Linked DNA regions of Homo sapiens: region 2 is linked to region 1. Evidence: chromatin contacts called from ENCODE Hi-C or POLR2A ChIA-PET data. All regions are on one chromosome and are shown on one strand. The core of a region is the stretch at or near the end of the contact, and the rest is flanking DNA. Distances in the headings are between cores, read along the strand shown.

Region 1 (3,461 bases), core at 543-3,042:
AAGAGCTAGGCCTCTTGTGCTAGTTAGCCAAGTTGTGAATGCAAAGGAAAAGTTCTCCAGGAAATTAAAAGGGCTACTTCACTGAACACACAAATGATAAGAAAGCAAAACAGCCTTATTGCTGATTTGGAGAAAGTCTGAGTGGTCTGGATAGGAGATCAAACCAGCCACAACATTCCCATAAGCCAAAGCGTAATCCAGAGCAATACTCTAACTCTTCAATTCTATGAAGTCTGAGAGAGGCGAAGAAGCTGCAGAAAAAAGTTGGATGCTAGTAGAGGTTGGTTCATGAGGTTTAAGGAGAGAAACTGTTTCTGTAACATAAAAGTGCAAAGTTACAGAGCAAGTGCTGATGTAGAAGCTGCACCAAGTCATCCAGAAGATTTAGCTAAGATAATTAAAAAAGGTGGCTACACTAAAAATATATAATTTCAATGTACATAATACAGTCTTCTATTGAAAGAAGATGCCACCTATAACTTTCACAGTGAGAGAGGAGAAGTCAATGCCTGGCTTCAAAGCTTCAAAAAACAAGCTGACTCTCTTGTTGGAAGCTAATGAAGCTGGTGACTTTAATTTGAAGCCAATGCTCATTTACCATTCCAAAATTTCTAGGGCCCTTAGGAATTATGCTAAATCTACTCCACTTGTTCTCTATAAATGGAACAACAAAGCCTGGGTGGCAGCATATCTATTTACAGTATGGTTGACATGCTGTATTTTAAGCCCACTATTGAGACCTACTGCTCAGAAATATAATTTTCTTTTAAAATATTACTGCTCATTGAGAATGTACTTGGTCACCCAAGAGCTCTGATAAAGCTCTAATGCAAGAAGATTAATGTTGTTTTCATGCCTACTAACACAGCATCTATTCTGCCGCCCATGGATCAAGGTGTAATCTTATTATTTAAGAAATACATTTTGTAAGGCTATCACCGCCACAGATAGTAATTCCTCTGAGGGATCTCAGTAAATTGGAAACCTTCTGAAAATGATTCATCATAGTAAATGCCGTAGAGAACATTTGTGATTCATAGGAGGAGGTCAAATTATTAATAATAACAGGAGTTTAGAGGAAGTTGATTACAACCCTCATGGATTACTTTGAGGAGTTCCAAGACTTCAGTGGAGGAAGTAACTGCAGATGTAGTGCCAATGGCAGGACAACAAGAATTAGAAGCCGAGCTTGAAGACGTGATTAAATTGCTGCAATCTCATGATAAAACTTTAATGAATGAGGAACTGCTTCTAATGGACAAGCAAAGAAAGTGGTTTCTTAAGGTGGAATCTACTCCTGGTGAAGATGCTGTAAATATTGTTGAAATTACAACAAAGGATTTAGAATATTACATCAATTTAGTTGGCAAAGCAGATGCAGATTTTGAGAGGACTTACTTCAATTTTGAAAGATGTTCTACTATGGGTAAAATGCTACCAAACAGCATTGCATGGTACAGATAACTCTTTAATGAAAAGAAGAGTAAATCAGTGTGCTGAGCTTCACTGGTGTCTTATTTTCAGAAATTACCACAGCCATCCCAAACTTCAGCAACCACCCACCTCACCAGTTAACAGCCATCAACATTGAAGCAATACCCAAAACCAGCAAAAAGATTACAACTCTGAAGGTTCAGACAATCTTTAGCATTTTTAACAATATTTTAAATTAAGATATGCAATTTTTTTACATAATGCCATTTCACACTTAACTCATTATCATATAGGGTAAACACACTTTCATATGCACCGGGAAACTAGAAAATTCATGTGACTCACTTTATTGCAATATTTGCTTCATTGCAGTAGTCTGAAACTGAAACCACAAAATCTCTGAGGCACGCCTGTATTCTTCAGGTTAATTGTGGATCAGTAAAAAATCAAACTAAGCTCTTTCACATTTGTTTGGCATATAGAGAAATAAAAAGATAATGATGGTGACATTGATGAACGGGATGGAATTAGTATCAAGCTTCAGTGGTAAGAACAAGAATCTCAGAAATGTAGTCCCAAGTTTTAACATGACAAGTGGTGAGAACTCACTTGTCAATTGGAGGGTGTCAGATGACCAATTTTCTAAAATCAGTGGTTCCATAAACTACTGCTGCTATGAGAGTCCAAGCCATTCCAGAATTTACAGTTTGATGAGAGTATTCTGTCTTCATCTGTCTAGCTCCAAGAGCATCATGGCATCCTACCACTTCTCCTGCTCTGAAATGATTCTGAAACCACTAGTTTTTAGGTCTAAGGTTTGCTGAAAAAGCTATGTGGCATAGGGTGTCAAAAGGAGCACCGTCCTAATCTTGAAGATTCTTGAGGAAATCATACGTCATAGTGTATTGGATCAGATCATGTGGTCAGTGGTTATGCTAATTGTATTTATGCTATGCCCATCTAAACTCTCAATGATATCATTGATTTGATGAAGATAGATCCTGAAACATTGAGAATGACATGAATGAATGTTAAGATTCCAGTGTTATTTGTAGTATATCTGAACTCTTCCAAAGGCCTGTACATTTATTGGAACAAACATCCTACCGCAGCTGCTACTTCTTTGATCACATAGAAAATGTCCCTGCTTGGTGATTTTCTTTTCTTTCATGGCATGCACATCCTTAAGAACTGGGGAAAATATTACTTTAGTAAACTAATAACAACATTTTTTACATACTATCAGAGAAAGAAGTAATTATGGGATTTAATAAAATGCCCTAAGAATGTCATAGGAAATATTGATACAGAAATGCAGGTTTTTTTCTGAAACTGATACATTTGATTAATTCTTGGAGTCTCATTTTAAAAACTCTAGATTTTATTATAATATCACACTAAACATAGTTTAGTGTTTATTTTTATTTTTTATTTTCCTTTTTTTTTTTTTTTGGAGATGGAGTCTTACTCTGTTGCCCAGGCTGGAGTGCAGTGGTGTGACCTTGACTCATTGTAACCTCCGCATCCTAGGTTCAAGCAATTCTCCTGCCTGAGCCTCCTCACTAGCTGGCACTACAGGTGCACACCGCCATGCCCGGCTAATTTTTATATTTTTAGTAGAGATGAGGTTTTGCCATGTTGGCCACTCTGGTCTCAAACTCCTGACCTCAAGTGATCCACCTGCCTCAGCCTCCCAAAGTGCTGGGATTATAGGCATGAGCCCCTGTGCCTGGCCAATTTAGTGTTTATTTTTATAATTCTAAATCTTTAGAATATTTACTCCTCTGGTCATCATTATGAATATCAATTATATTAGCAAAGTATTGAATAAGGACAACTTAAAAAATGTAATTCCCTGAAATTTATTGCTATCCACAAATTTACGATTTTTATAATAAAATGTTCTGCAAACATGCAGAAGATATATTTTGAATATAAAAGAAGAATTAATTATGGTTCATATTTTAAAATGTCATTTTGAATCAATTTACTTATGGATACATCAAGGGCAGATAATACATTTTTCT
Region 2 (3,141 bases), core at 135-2,634, 310 kb after region 1:
ATGTGACTTCTGAATTCTCAACACAGCACTCCAGGCAACCACCAGTAAGAGAAGTGACTTGACATGCAAAATGAAATCTATTTTCAGAATTGAGCTACCAGCAAGAGCAAACAGATCAAAAAGACATCAACATGGTCAAATGTGGGCCATTCAAGGGACAGTAAGTCAATTAGACTGCCTGAGTATAGTTCACAAATAGCACAGTGTGAAATTAACATAAGGGAGGCCTTGACAAAAAGTTTAATTGAATTCTCTCCTTTAATAATGTCTTTGCCATATTTCAAGTCATCTTTCCTAAAATATTGTAAAATATTTTTGAAAATGTTTGAATTCCTGAGCCATTAGCCTTTTTTCTCTTGGTGAAGATTTAGTTTCATCTTTCCCTCTACTTGTTGAATGTGGCAGTTCTAACCATTAGAACATGTGCTGAGTGATTTGGGCGGCTCTTCGAATCACTTACAAATTGAAGCACTCAAACAAGTTTACATCAGTTTATTCTTCAGTGTCTGCACATGCCCAGATGTCTGAACACAAGAGAAGAACTCTTTAAAAAAAAAAAAAAGAGTATTTTCAGCAGCCTCAAATTTCTATGCATTATACATTCCTGGAACCCTGATAACGTCCAAATTGAAGCACTCTGGGAAGTTTAGAGAGCTTGTATAATTTTAAATTGTCCTATACATGGCTCAGACCTCATGTACTTCACAAATTGAAGAACCTTTCAATTTTGAACATTTCAATAATTTTAAATCAAGGCATGCGCATCTAGATTTAATTTTTACTTGCATTTTAACTTACGTCACATAGACCAACTGAAAAATAAATCATTATTCTGATATATTTCTAGAAACTCACTTCCATTTTCAAAGAGATTTTTAGTGTGTTTCTCTTTGCTGTTTGTGATTAAATCAACATAGCAAAAGCATCACAGGCTGAAGAGGTATGTTTACTACACTTGACTATGTTTGCTGCACTTGAATTTGAAAATGCCAATACAACAATGTGCCTTACTCTAAAAAATTAAAGCCGTGTTACCATTAAGGCTGACATTTGGCTACTACACTGAGTATCACAACTAGTAAGATTTGACTACAAAAGAAAACTTAGCTCTTTTCTTAAAATAAGCTAGCTATGATAACGAGAGCTAGACAGTGGGAAAATTTGAGCTTGTGAGGCCCTAAAGAGTTTTTATTTTCAAAGGTACAAATTATTGAATTTAGAATAAGAAGGAACCTCTGTGGCTACTCAAGTCTGCAGAGTTATATTACATGACTGAATGAATGAATAAAAGCTCTGTACATTATAATTTGGAATGCACTGAATTAGCAAACCTCCCACACCCCCAACCCCCCAAAAAGTAAAGATGTTTAAAGTAAAAGCAAAAGAGTCTGCCATCAGATCTCACAGAATAACTCCGTGGGAATTCCCCACATGAAAGATTACAGGATATGACCTAAGGATATATCACCCTACACAGTCATAAATTAAATTTACTGTAAGAACCACACAAACAGAGAAAAAAAGAATCACAGAGCCGTACAATAAAAGCCAGCCTAAAATTAAGGGTATTGATCATTTGCCTAAGAAGTGAGAGCACAAAACCATAGAGTGATTAATGGTATTATTATTAGAGGAGCTCACCCAACCTCCTATGTTCCCAACAGAAAATTGATACTGTTTTAAATGTTTTGCCACTGTAATTTTTTAATATGTCAGCCAAATGTTTTATCTAATTGCTAAAACACAATCAGGAATAATTTTTAATTCAGTGTTAAGTATTCATTTGAAATAAATGATTGCTTATGTTTCATGTGCAGTGGAAGGAAAACCCACAATTCATCTAATTCTGAATTTTTCTGGTTGCTTTTCTCTTACATAAAATTTCTAGACAATATAGTCGCATTTTCCCTAAGTAAACATGAGTAAATCAAGCCCAGAGCCCATTCTCCAAACTGAGAAGATTGGAAAATGTAATTTCCCACCCTGAGCTCTCAGATGAATAGCCACGAGTACTTCTTAGCAGCTGGGACAAGGAGAAAAAAAAGATACATGGAAAGTATACCTCTGTTTTTAAATAAAAGTAAAGACTTGATTTTAAGTAGAGGTTAGGGTCAGGCCAGGTCAGACATTTGATTCCCTGGGTCAGGCCTCTTCAGTCTGTGACCTACCAAGAGAGGCATCATGTTCTAACTCTTCTCTGACAAAAGCAGCAAAAACAAGGCATTTTAATACAATCTGGACTAATTAGGCTTCCAAGTTAGAATAAAAGAACATTTTTTTTAAAAAAGACATAGAGCCTTTCTTATTTTATGGCAACTAAAAAGAGTATTGTGATCAAATAATGGCATATGTGAAAAGTGGCAAGAGGCAAATTATCCTGTTTTCCAAATTTCAGGAAAATCATTTTTCCAAACTAATAGGATTACCCATCACAAAGAATGTTTGAAACTGCTATTTTATATGGCAACAAATCCAACCATAGAAAAAAGAAAACAGAATGAACAGCCTCAAGAAAGAAACATAATGGAAAAGGCTCATGGGGGCTTGTATTTGGCCTATTATTTACAAGCGAAAAATTCCTTTGTTAGCTGTGAACAGACTTTATGGCAAAACCCCATAGACCAGTCTCAGACCAAGCAAAATCCCTTATAATTGCCAAAATTTGATTTATGTAAACTTAGGAGATCCTGGTCTCTGCCTCACTATTTGCAGGAAAAATGTTTCTGTGAACATGATGAATAGAAATTATGCATAATTGATTAGCGAATGAAAATTCCAGCGTAAGACGTAAGATGCATGCATCCTCATTTTGAAATTTGAGAATTTCATGCTGTGGAATTTCTTTTGTGCCTTTGAGGCATTTTTAACATATATGATTTCAAGAAATATTTTTTCTTATTACAATGGAATTACTATTATGCTAACTCTTTAATTTTTAGTAAAGGAAATTAGTCATATTATCACTGAATAAAATAATAAAAACATTTTAGAAAATACTCGAAACTACTGAAGGAATAACTTACATCCTACCATACATAAGCTTCTTTACATACAATGTCACTGCAATATTTTAAAGAAGTATCAAGAAGAAATTTAAAAGTTTATTTTTCTGGTTTTATTATTCCTTTTCATATGTAAGCT

What was found. Hi-C counts contacts between places; a loop is a spot of excess contacts on that map. ChIA-PET counts read pairs that join two places held with the same protein, here RNA polymerase II (POLR2A). Pooled maps may share reads with other maps.
Region 2: a loop to region 1 is called in a map of naive thymus-derived CD4-positive, alpha-beta T cell, with 2.6 times the contacts of the local background. The contact joins two enhancer-like sites. A Hi-C loop is called at or near these places in 1 of 168 maps with a recorded cell type or tissue (naive thymus-derived CD4-positive, alpha-beta T cell) and 10 of 50 pooled maps. POLR2A ChIA-PET finds 5 or more read pairs at or near these places in 1 of 52 experiments (T-cell).

What each region holds. Positions count from the first base shown.
Region 1 is chr1:198,918,044-198,921,504 of GRCh38, forward strand. All of the region lies in intron 1 of MIR181A1HG (MIR181A1 host gene), which reads right to left. Among named protein-coding and RNA genes, the nearest start is that of MIR181A1HG, 18 kb to the right of the region's middle. RefSeq lists an enhancer at 1,812-1,901. Within about 2 kb of position 1,793, at least 5 of the 41 ENCODE cell types and tissues checked have a DNase peak (open chromatin) inside an H3K27ac peak, as active enhancers do.
Region 2 is chr1:199,224,952-199,228,092 of GRCh38, forward strand. The region is part of intron 3 of LINC02789 (long intergenic non-protein coding RNA 2789); the gene reads left to right. Among named protein-coding and RNA genes, the nearest start is that of LINC02789, 78 kb to the left of the region's middle. Within about 2 kb of position 1,385, at least 4 of the 41 ENCODE cell types and tissues checked have a DNase peak (open chromatin) inside an H3K27ac peak, as active enhancers do.